Linked DNA regions of Homo sapiens: region 2 is linked to region 1. A link is a contact called in ENCODE Hi-C or POLR2A ChIA-PET data. All regions are on one chromosome and are shown on one strand. Each heading gives the region's core, a stretch centred on a gene start or an enhancer-like site at or near the end of the contact. The rest is flanking DNA. Distances are from core to core; before and after follow the strand shown.

Evidence for each region. A loop is a pair of places that touch in the nucleus more often than their neighbours do. ChIA-PET counts read pairs that join two places held with the same protein, here RNA polymerase II (POLR2A). Pooled maps may share reads with other maps.
Region 2: POLR2A ChIA-PET joins it to region 1 with 25 read pairs in activated T-cell. The contact joins two enhancer-like sites. A Hi-C loop is called at or near these places in 1 of 50 pooled maps. POLR2A ChIA-PET finds 5 or more read pairs at or near these places in 6 of 52 experiments (GM12878, T-cell, activated B cell and 3 more).

The regions. Positions count from the first base shown.
Region 1 is chr3:150,585,036-150,590,289 of GRCh38, reverse strand. All of the region lies in intron 1 of LOC124900547 (a long non-coding RNA gene), which reads left to right. It overlaps EIF2A (eukaryotic translation initiation factor 2A), which reads right to left. Exons shown (of 14, transcript NM_032025.5): 14 at 4,274-5,254. Among named protein-coding and RNA genes, the nearest start is that of SELENOT, 16 kb to the left of the region's middle. Within about 2 kb of position 2,053, at least 4 of the 41 ENCODE cell types and tissues checked have a DNase peak (open chromatin) inside an H3K27ac peak, as active enhancers do.
Region 2 is chr3:150,634,210-150,640,023 of GRCh38, reverse strand. No RefSeq gene overlaps it. Among named protein-coding and RNA genes, the nearest start is that of SELENOT, 34 kb to the right of the region's middle. RefSeq lists a silencer at 4,608-4,902. Within about 2 kb of position 4,348, at least 3 of the 41 ENCODE cell types and tissues checked have a DNase peak (open chromatin) inside an H3K27ac peak, as active enhancers do.

The DNA.
Region 1 (5,254 bases), core at 804-3,303:
AGGATCTGAGTGACATGACAGGAAAGTGGTACAAGCAATAATTTTGTGGCAACACTGAAAAGAAAGAAGGACCAGTGGTCCAGAAACTGCAATACCTCCAGGAAAGAAGGACCAGTGGTTCAGAAACTGTATTAAAAACTCTAGAAAACAGAAAGTAGATGGATTCATACTAATTGGTTTACCTATAATTTCCACAATATACCCGCGGTGAAATGAAGTTTGGAGATGTGAAGTACTCGAGAGATTCCAAGAACAAAACAGAGCATTACAGAGGGAGGGAGTGGCCTATGAAGCAGCAGCTCAAGAACAGCCGTGTGTCACTTAACAGGGATAGGTTCTGAGAAATGTGTCACTAGGCGATTTCCTCACTGTGTGAACATACAGTGTACTTACATAAACTTAGATGGTATAGCCTATTGCTCCTAAGCAATACAATATGTTACTGTATTGATACTGTAAGCAGTGGTAAATATTTGTCTATCTAAACATATGTAAACGTAGAAAAGGTACAGTAAAAATATGGCATAAAAGATAAAAAATGGTACACCCATATAGGGTACTTAACTTGAATGGAGTTTGTGGGACTGGAAGTTGCTCTGGGCAAGTCAGTGAGTGAGTGGTCAGTGAACATGAAGGCCAGGGGCATTAGTGTACACTACTATGGACTTTATAAACACTGTACACTTAGGCTATGCTAAAAATATTTTTCTTGTTTTAATAATCAATTAACCTTAGCTTACTGTAACTTTTTAAATTTATAAACTTTTAATTTTATATAACTTTTTGACTCACAATATCACTTAGCTTAAAACATACGTTGGCCAGAACAAGCCTATAATCCCAACATTTTGGGGGGCTGAGGTGGGATGATCCCTTGAGCCCAGGAGTTCAAGACCAGCCTGAGCAACATAGTGAGACCTCGTCTCTACAAAAAGTAAAAAAATTAGCTGAGTGCGGTGGTGCATGCCTGTAGTCCCAGGTACTTGGGAGCCTGAGTTGGGAGGATCCCTTGAGCTTGGGAGGCAGAGGTTGCAGTGAGCCAAGATTGTGCCACTGCCCTCCAGTCTGGGTGACAGAATGAGACCCTGTTTCAAAACAAAAACCAAAAAACACATTCACACACATTATACAGCTGTACGAAAATATTTTTTCTTTATATCCTTGCTCTAAAAGCTTTCCTCTAATTTTTTTTTTTTTAACTTTTAAAGACACAAACCCATACATTAGCCCCAGCCATGTAGGGGCTATTGATCAGGATCATCAATATCACTGTCTTCACTTCCACATCTTGTCTCACTGGAAGGTGTTCAGGGGCAATAACACACATGGAGCTGTCATATCCTACAGTAACAGTGCCTTCTGGAACTCCTCCTGAAGGGCATGCCTGAGGCTGTTTTACAGTTAACTTTCTAAAGTAGGGGTACACTCTAAAATAACAAGTATAGTATAGTAAATACATAAACCAGGAACAGTCATTTATAATTATCCAGTATTATGTACTGTACATAATTGTAAGTGCTAGACTTTTATAGGACTGGCAGCACAGGTTTGTTTACAAACAGCATCACTACAAACAAGTGAGTAATATGTTGTGCTAGGGCATTACAAGGCTATCATGCCACTGGGAGATAGGAATTTTTCGGCTCCATTATAAGCTTATGGGACCACTATCATATTTGCAGTTTGTCAGTGACAAAAACGTCTTTATGTGGCACATAACTGTAGCTGATTAGATCACTGGCTATCACACTTCAGGGCAAAGACTTTCTTCCCCCAGGTGCAGAGAACAAATGGTTGAAGCATTTCCTCTGGTTGCAGTCCTGCAAACTGCTTTCCAAAGACAGTACTGAGCCTCAGATGATGTAGACCTCCTCAAAGTCCTGAAGAGTAGAAAAATGCTCCTCCCCTACAGAATAATTTTTTTTGGAAATTGTGAGGCCCCTGTCATCCTACAACGACACTAACAGGACACTTGTCAGTCACAAGACCAACTGTGAGCAGGCAATCAGCCCTGCATTCCGGGCAAGGCTTTGGTGTAAGCAGCTCTTCACAACTGCCGCCGTGTCCACGCCTGCCACTTAACCTCATCGACTCTACAGGGCTAAGCTGTCCCTGAAGAGGTGTAATGTTATGGCTGGGCCTATGACTTACCACTGATCTGACGCAGGGGTTACAGACAGTCAGCAGGTCTATGACTATTAATGGATTGTATCTTTCCATAGAGAGCTGAAAAGCCAAGGATAAAATGCTCACCTTATAATTTACTTTTGGAAAACTCAACATCTTACCTTTTCACCTTTTTGGATTGCAACATAAACATCACAGAATTTCTGATATTAAATTTATTTTGGAATGTATGTGTATTATTTTTTACTTGGCAAGGGGTATAAATTCAGAAAATGTTCAATTTAGTTTTTTAAAAACTGGTTTAACAGTTTGTCTGAAGCAGATTAGTGGCCCATGATCTTCATTAATCTTTTGAGCAATAAATGTTTAAATTGTTCAATCTGTGTCAAAACCAATCTGGCCCATTGCTTTATTTCTTTTTTTAAACAAAGTTTAAGGCCAGGAGCAGTGGCTCATGCCTGTAATCCCAAAGCTTGGGAGGCCGAGGCAGGCGGATCACTTGAGGCCAGAAGTTGGAGACCAGCCTGGCCAACATGGTGAAATCCCGTCTCTACTACTAAAAATACAAAAATTAGCCAGGCGTGGTGGTGCATGCCCGTAATCTCAGCTACTCGGAGGCTGAGGCGCGAGAATTGCTTGAGCCCAGGAGGCAGAGGTTGCAGTGAGCTGAGATCGAGCCACTGCACTCCAGCCTGGGTAACAGAGCAAGACTCTGTCCCAAATTTAGATGTTAAAATGCCAATTGCGGAGTCACATCTGATTCACTTAACTTGATTATGCTTCCACTAAATAAAAACAACAGTCTCAGAGTAATAACAGTACCAAATGTGAAAATAAATTGAGTAAAAAAACCCCAAACATAGTGAAGGAGAAAATCAGCAAGTAAAATAAAGATGATGATGATAATAGTAACAACAAAAAGTATTTACATTTTGTTGTTGTTTTGGAGGCAGGGTCTTTCTCTGTCACCCAGGCTGGAGTGTAGTGGCATGATCATGGCTCTCTGCAGCCTCAATCTTCTGGGCTCAAGTGATCCTCCAGCCTCAGTCTTATAAAGTGCTGGGATTACAGGCATGAGCCTAAATTAGTGCCTGGCCTAAATTTTCTAATGTGACATGACTCAAGAATTCCACTTCTAGGAGTTTATATAGTGGAGAATACAAGAAGCAACATAATTATGTGGTTATTTCCATGTTATTTTGTATTCTTCTACAGAATACAAAGGAATTAGCAATATTTTTCTGTAAAATGCCAGAGAGTATATGTTTTAGGCATTGCAAAAACATGACCTGTTGGAAATACTCAACTCTGCAGTTGCAGCATGAAAGCAGCCATGGAAAATAAGTTAACGAGTGAGCATGGATGTGTTCAAAGAAAACTTTACTTATGGACAATAGATTTCACAGTTTTATACCATTTTCACATGTCATCAAATAATCTTTTGATTTTCCAACCATTTAAAAATGTAGGCTGGCTGCAGTGGCTCATGACTGTAATCCCAGCATCTTGGGAGGACGAGGTGGGCAGATTGTTTGAGCTGAGGAGTTTGAGACCAGTCTGGGCAACGTGGCAAAACGCCACTGTTTAAATGAGGGGAAGTCCAAATGTTAGATTCTGGACTTGGCTCTTCCTCTACTTAGCTGCCAACCATGATAAACACGTTAAACCTTAAAAAAAAAAAGCAAACCATTTTTCTATTTAGAGCATGTTAAATCTTACTTTTTCCCATAAAGTCTTCCTTGATTCATTAGTTGTCCTTTACTTTTTTTTTTTTTTTTTTTTTTTCTTGAGACGGAGTCTCGCTCTGTTGCCCAGGCTGGAGTGCAGTGGCACGATCTCGGCTCACTGCAAGCTCCGCCTCCCGGGTTCAGGCCATTCTCCTGCCTCAGCCTCCCGAGTAGCTGGGACTACAGGCACCCGCCACCACGCCCGGCTAATTTTTTGTATTTTTAGTAGAGACGGGGTTTCACTGTGTTAGCCAGGATGGTCTCGATCTCCTGACCTTGTGATCCGCCCGCCTCTGCCTCCCAAAGTGCTGGGATTATAGGCGTGAGCCACCACACCCGGCCTGTCCTTTTAAACAAACTGAAATTTATACAATCTATATTGGTCTGCTCAGGCTGCCGTAACAAAATACCAGACTAGGTGGTTTAAACAAAGAAGTTTATTTTCTCACAGTTCTGGAGGTTAGAAGTCTGAGATGAGGATATCACCAGCATGGTTAGGTTCTGGTGAGGACTCTCTGGCTTACAGCTGGCTGCTTTCTCACCATGTCTTCACATGGCCCAAAGAGACAGAACAAGCTCTCTGGTGTCTTTTCTTGTAAGGACAATAATCCCATCACGAAGTCCCCAACCTCTTCACCTCATTCAAACACACTTACCTTCCAAAAGGCCCATCTCCCAATACCACCACGTTGGAGGTTAGGGCTTCAACATACGAGTTTTAAGGTGGCACAGTCAGTCTATTAACTTCCTGTCCATATATTAGTTATGTATTAGGCATTATGTATTACCTAATACATAGCTAATCTGTATTAGTCAGGGTTTTCCAGAGAAACAAACACATACACACATCCTGAGAGAGATAAGAGAGAGAGACTCATATAGAAGGAGCTCCAAAATATTTTTTTTTGTGTGTGTGTGAGACGGTTTCACTCTTGTTGCCCAGGCTTGGAGTGCAATGGCACGATGTCGGCTCACTGCAACCTCTGTCTGCCGGGTTCAAACAATTTTCCTACCTCAGCCTCCCAAGTAGCTGGGATTACAGGTATGTGCTACCACGCCTGGATACTTTTGTATTTTTAGTAGAGATGGGGTTTCACCATGTTGATCAGGCTGGTCTTGAACTCCTGACCTCAGGTGATCCACCCACCTTGGCCTCCCAAGGTGCTGGGATTACAGGTGTGAGCCAGCATGCCTGGCCTCCAGAATATTTTAAGGGAGTACAGAACCACTATGGTGAGTATAAGCTGGGCATAGTGATGCAAGCCTGTAGTGTCAGATACTTGGAAGGAGGAGGTGAAGGATCACTTGAGTCCAGGAGTTCAAGGTGCACTCCAACCTGGGAGGCAGAGTGAGACCCTGTCAAACAAACACCACCACCAAAAAGCCCCAAACAGAACAGT
Region 2 (5,814 bases), core at 3,099-5,598, 47 kb before region 1:
TTTTAAAAATTTCAGAATATTTTTCACTATTATTTTTAAATATTTTTTTCTGATCCCTGCCTCCTCTAAGATTCTAATTACCTGTAAGTTATAGCTCATAATGTTGTCTACAGGTCACTGATACTGTCTTGATTCTTCAGTCTTTGTACTCTTTCTTCGTTTTCATAGTTTCTTTTGTTCTTTTCAAGTTCACGAATCTTTTTCTTTATCAGTGTCTAATCTTCTGTTAAGTCTCAGTGAATTATTCATATAAAATATTGTATTTTAAATACTAGAAGTTTCACTTGGTTCTTTTTTAATATCTTCAATTTCTCTTGTTCTATTCATGTTTTTCTTTAAATATCTGACCACATACACATAAATTATTTTAAAATCCTTGTCTGCTAATTCCATCATCTTTGTCATTTCCAGTTGGTTTCTTTTTTAAATTAAATTAAATTAAAAAAACTTTTTAAAATAGAGGCGGGGTTCGCCATGTTGCCCAGCTGGTCTCGAACTCCTGGGCTCAAGTGTTCAGCCTACCTTGGCCTCCCAAAGTACTGGGATTACAGGCATGAGTCACCATCTGGCCTCTGGGTTGGTTTCTATTTACTGATTTTTCTTCTGTCTAAAGTTCGTATTTCCTGCTTTTGTGTGTAGTAATTTTTTACTGGATTAACACTGCAAATTCTACATTGAGGAGTGTTGAATTCTGTTATTTTTGTCAATGGATCTAAGACTTTGTGCTGTGAGGCTGTTGGGTTACTTCTCGGATCACCATGAGGCTTTCAAAGTGAAAAAGTTTTAAAACCATAAAAGAAAACTTTCTTGGCTGGGCATGGCTCACACCTGTAATCCCAGCGCTTTGGAAGGCTAAGGCAAGAGGATCGTTTGAGCTCAGGAGCTGGAGACTAGTCTGAGCAACACAGCAAGAGCTCATCTCTATTTCTAATCAAAAAATAAAAATAAAAAAGTAAAAAATACTTTTTAAAATTTTTAAAAATTGTTTCCCTACTCACACTATACTTCTGATATCAAATGTGTATATTGAGGGGGGAAAGATTCCCACACTAACCAGCTGAGTGTCCTGACATTCCATTCATTTCTATTAATAACACTATCTACCTGGAGTTAGTGTCAGATCCCACAAGTTAAGTGTTCGGTTCCACAAGTCTGTTACCACTTCAGACACCAGTTGCAGGTCCTGGACCACCCATACTTTTGACCAATCAGACATAAATCGGGGGTTCCCACAACCCTCAAGTTCAATAATTTTCTAGAATGGCTCACAAACTCAGGGATACACTTTACTTAAAATGTTCTGGTTTATTATAAAGTATACAACTCAGGAACAGCCAGGTGGAAGAGATGCATAGGGCAAAGTGTGCCTAGCTCATGGAATTTCAGCAATACGCAAACTCCTGTGTGGACTTCTGGAGTTCCTTCTCTGCATAGCTCTGTTCTCTACAGTTGTCTGCCCTGCCAATTCCAAATCACCTTCTTGAACTCCAATAGTGAGATGACTGTATTGTGCTTGGGATCCCCCTCTCTGTACCTTAGTCTAAAAAGTGTCCCTTGGCCAGGCTCAGTCACTCACACCTGTAATCCCAGCACTTCAGGAAGCCAAAACAGATCACCTGAGGCCAGGAGTTTGAGGCTAGTCTGGGCAACATAGCAAGACCCCGTCTCTACAAAAATTAGAGAGGCCATACCAGAAACCAACTCTGGCCAGGTGCAGTGGCTCACACCTACAATCCCAGCACTTTGGAAGGCCAAGGCAGGAGGAATGCTTGATCTTAGGAGCTCAAGACCAGCCTAGGCAACATAGCAAGACCTCGCCTCTATTAAAAATCAAAAAAATTAGGCAGGTGGTGGCACACACCTGTAGTCCCTACTACTTGGGAGGCTGAGGCAGGAGGATCACTTGAGCTCAGGAGATTAAGGCTACAATGAGCTATGATCACACCACTGCACTCCAGCCTGGGCGATAGAGCAAGACTCTGTCACAAAAATTTTTAAAAATTAAAAAATTAAAAAGAAACGAACCCTGACAACACCTTGATCTTGGGCTTCTGGCTGTCAGAACTATGAGAAAATAAGTTTCTGTTGTTTAAGCCACCCAATCGGTGGTATTTTGTTATGATAGCCCTACCTAATTAATACAGCTTCCTCGAAACATTTTGTGCAGTTCCTTGCTATTTATCTTTCTCTTGGGGATCAAGGCCCTGCACTGTCTGTTGTCCAATTTCTGAGAGTAGTTGTTTCACATATTTTGTCTACTTCTAGTTATTTATATCAGGAAGGTGAGTCGGGTCCCAATTACTTCAAGTCCCTTTGCAATGTGTTTCTTTAATCTTTTAACTAAATGAGTTTCAGAAATTTCTGAGAAGGGGAAAAGAATGGGGAATTGCAACTCCATCATAAGGGACCCTTGAGAAATCTGCCGTCACTGTTCATTATCTTCCCAGAGAAGGACAAGTAAGTGCATCATGCCATCTTGGCTGGGGTGGGAGGGAGCATCCTATATATTGTATACCAGGCAGCCCGTATGCCTTGCCAGATTTCAGCAAGATAAGATGTCTAGGTCCTACTCATGCTTGTATTGAATGAGAATTTGGAGGTTCTCATTCAGTTCACAAGGGTAATCAGTTTAATTTCTATCATACAGGCTGGGCGCTGTGGCTCACACTTGTAATCCCAGCACTTTGGGAGACTGGGCTTGGCAGATCACCTGAGGTTAGGAGTTCGAGCCCAGCCTGACCAATATGGAGAAACCCCCATCTCTACTAAAAATACAAAAAATTAGCCGGGCATGGTGGTGCATGCTTGTAATCCCAACTACTCGGGAGGCTGAGGCAGGAGAATCGCTTGAACCTGGGAGCCGGAGGTTGCAGTGAGCCGAGATCGCGCCATTGTACTTCAGCCTGGGCAACAAGAGTGAAACTCCGTCTCAAAAAAAAAAAAAAAAAAAAATTCTACCTTACAATTTTCCTTGGTATAAGGAAAATTCATCCTCTAAGTGAATATCTAGGATCAGTGTCCTTCCTGAAATAAATACTCACAGTGTATTGTCCCTAGAGATCAAAGTCAGGATTGACTGGTCCACAAAACACAAGGATACTTCTCAGAAAAACAAGAAAGAATAATCACATTAAACCACTAGGCTCTTTAATTGCAATGAATCTTATATTCTCAGGGCAGGAAAAAGGCTCCTTAGCCAATGAGCAGAAAATAGACGACAAAAAAATGTAAATGTTACCCAAAGTTTAAAAGCTAAATTGGGAAGATGAGACTAGATTTAAGAAGGATAATTCTAATGGAGTATAGGTTTCAGCATGACAAAAGAAAACTCAGAGGATAGAAGGGGAATGTAACCACAAAAGTTGACATTAATTTTTAAATTGAATATATTACTTATAAATTATTAATCCAAGGCCAAAGATGTCTGGAGTGCGATGCTGAAAGTGCCCACAATGCTTTTGTTAGAACCTCTACCTCTTCATCCTCCTCTCCGCCCACCATAGCCTCAGTGCAGACAGATTCACCCCTAAAAGCCAGATCTGATCTGATGGCTCATCAACTCAGAAACTCTCCTTGGCTATCATCTATAGAAAGTAGTCCAATTCCTCACCTCAGCTGTCAATGCCCGCAGGCTGTTTCCCAGCACATCTCCCTCCACCCGCACCAATATATACTACGGTCCAGCCCCCTTCCCTATAGGAATTATCACAGAAACCCTGTGCTTCTGCTTTCTCATCCCTGAAGTGCTGCTCCTCCTGTGCACTGTCCCCATTTATGGAAAATTATATACTCAAGCATCTAGAACCAATGCTCCCTTCTGCTCCTATAGGCCTCATGAGGCTTCTTATCGTTTTGCTGTAAGATTTTTATGATTCTCTCCTCTGCTATACCATATGCACTTTGAATGCAGGAATTGTGCCACACATCTTCACAACTGTTACCCCCCACGGTACCTAGCACATAGCAATCCCTCCAGAAATGCTCTCAAGAAGCTAAATGGAAACAATATTCTGGAGAAGTTGGAAAATTAAATAGGATTGACTTTCAAACTGTAAATTTGCTTGGTCCTCAGTAAAGATTCCAAAGCTGTTTCCCACCCCTCAGTCAGCCTAAGTGAAGGTGAAAGCTCGGAGGATTAACACAAGTTATTTTCACTGTTGGAAGACATTTCTGAAATCTACTGATCTGGAATGTTAATCACCTCTTACCATCCAACTCATTAACACAAATGCTTTGAAAGAAAATAAATAAACTACACTAAAACCAGTCTTTTTTTTTTTTTTTTTGGTCACATTTCAAAGCTGCCTCTCACCACAGTTCACATTCTCACACAAGTTCAAAGAAAACAGGAAGTGCCCTAGAAACACTGAGAACCCTCTTTCTTTGTGTCCTCTGGGGTAGTCCACTAGCCACTTAAAGCCCCAAAAGTAGTTCTTTGGCTTTTTTCTCTAATCAAAAGAAGAAAAGAGCTAATAAGAGATATTTCCCTTTGTTGGTTTGTTATCCTTGACAATCTTTCCCACTAAAACGTTTGTTACCTTGAATTTAGCCTTTTATTTCATTATTGGAATGAAAAGCTTCCTCTGTTTGTTTTAAGCATAAATATGGAAAAACTACTCACAGAGGCAAGGAAGACTGCTTGAAATGACACTAAGCCTCCTTAACAGCTTTCAGCCTTTCAGAGTGGCTAGGAAACAAGCACTGCCCTCTCCCCGTCTGGGGACCGATTAGGATAAGACTCTTCCACCCCAGGCCCCAGCTAGCGGTGGTGGTTAAGAACAGGACCATTACAGGACCCAAAGAGGCCACTCTGCATGAGCCTGGAGAGTAAAACCCCGGTTGAGAACAACTGCCTTAACCATATTCATTCAGTCAGTCAACGTATGGAACCACAATTTTAGCCTTCCTCAAGACTGTTTTCAGCATGTTTCTCATTACTTTGTACGGTATTTAACTGCTTTTCTGGTACCGTAACTTTGTGTATTATTTTAAAACTCATTATCTTCATTTTCCATATAATCTTCCCACATGCATTTTCTGGATACAAAGCTCCGGAAACACATCTTCTTCTGTTACTGCAATAATCCTTTTTTTTTTTTTTTTGAGACGGAGTCTTGCCCTGTCGCCCAGGCTGGAGTGCAATGGCACGATCTCGGCTCACTGCAAGCTCTGCCTCCTGGGTTCATGCCATTCTCCTGCCTCAGCCTCCTGAGTAGCTGGGACTACAGGCGCCTGCCACCACGTCCGGCTAATTTTTTGTATTTTTGGTAGAGACGGGGTTTCACCGTGTTAGCCAGGATGGTCTCGATCTCCTGACCTCATGATCCGCCTGCCTCGGCCTCCCAAAGTGCTGGGATTACAGGCGTGAGCCACTGTGCCTGGCTTATGTTACTGCAATAATCCTTAAGCAGAAGGCTGTACTACACATTATCTAGAAAACTTATACAAATTTGAAGAAGATGACTCTATAATGATCACCTTATTTCTTAAGATGCTGTCCACACATACACACACACATTCCTCCACGCATTCCTCCAAACCCATGGGGAATAAGATGCCGGGGTTACACGCAGCCTCAGGAGAAACAAATTTCCCGAGCATCCATTTTGCTTAAAGATTTAGGGAGTTAAGAACAATAAAACAACATTTTTATATTAAACCCAGCAATGAACAATTTGAAATAAAATGATTTTTGGCATGAATTTTAAAATGAGACATCAACAAAATTGTGTTTTGCAATGGGCCACATTAGGCCATGGTCCCAGGCAGGCCAGTGCTTCAGCAAAGTTGAGATCTAGTTGAACACAGCATTTC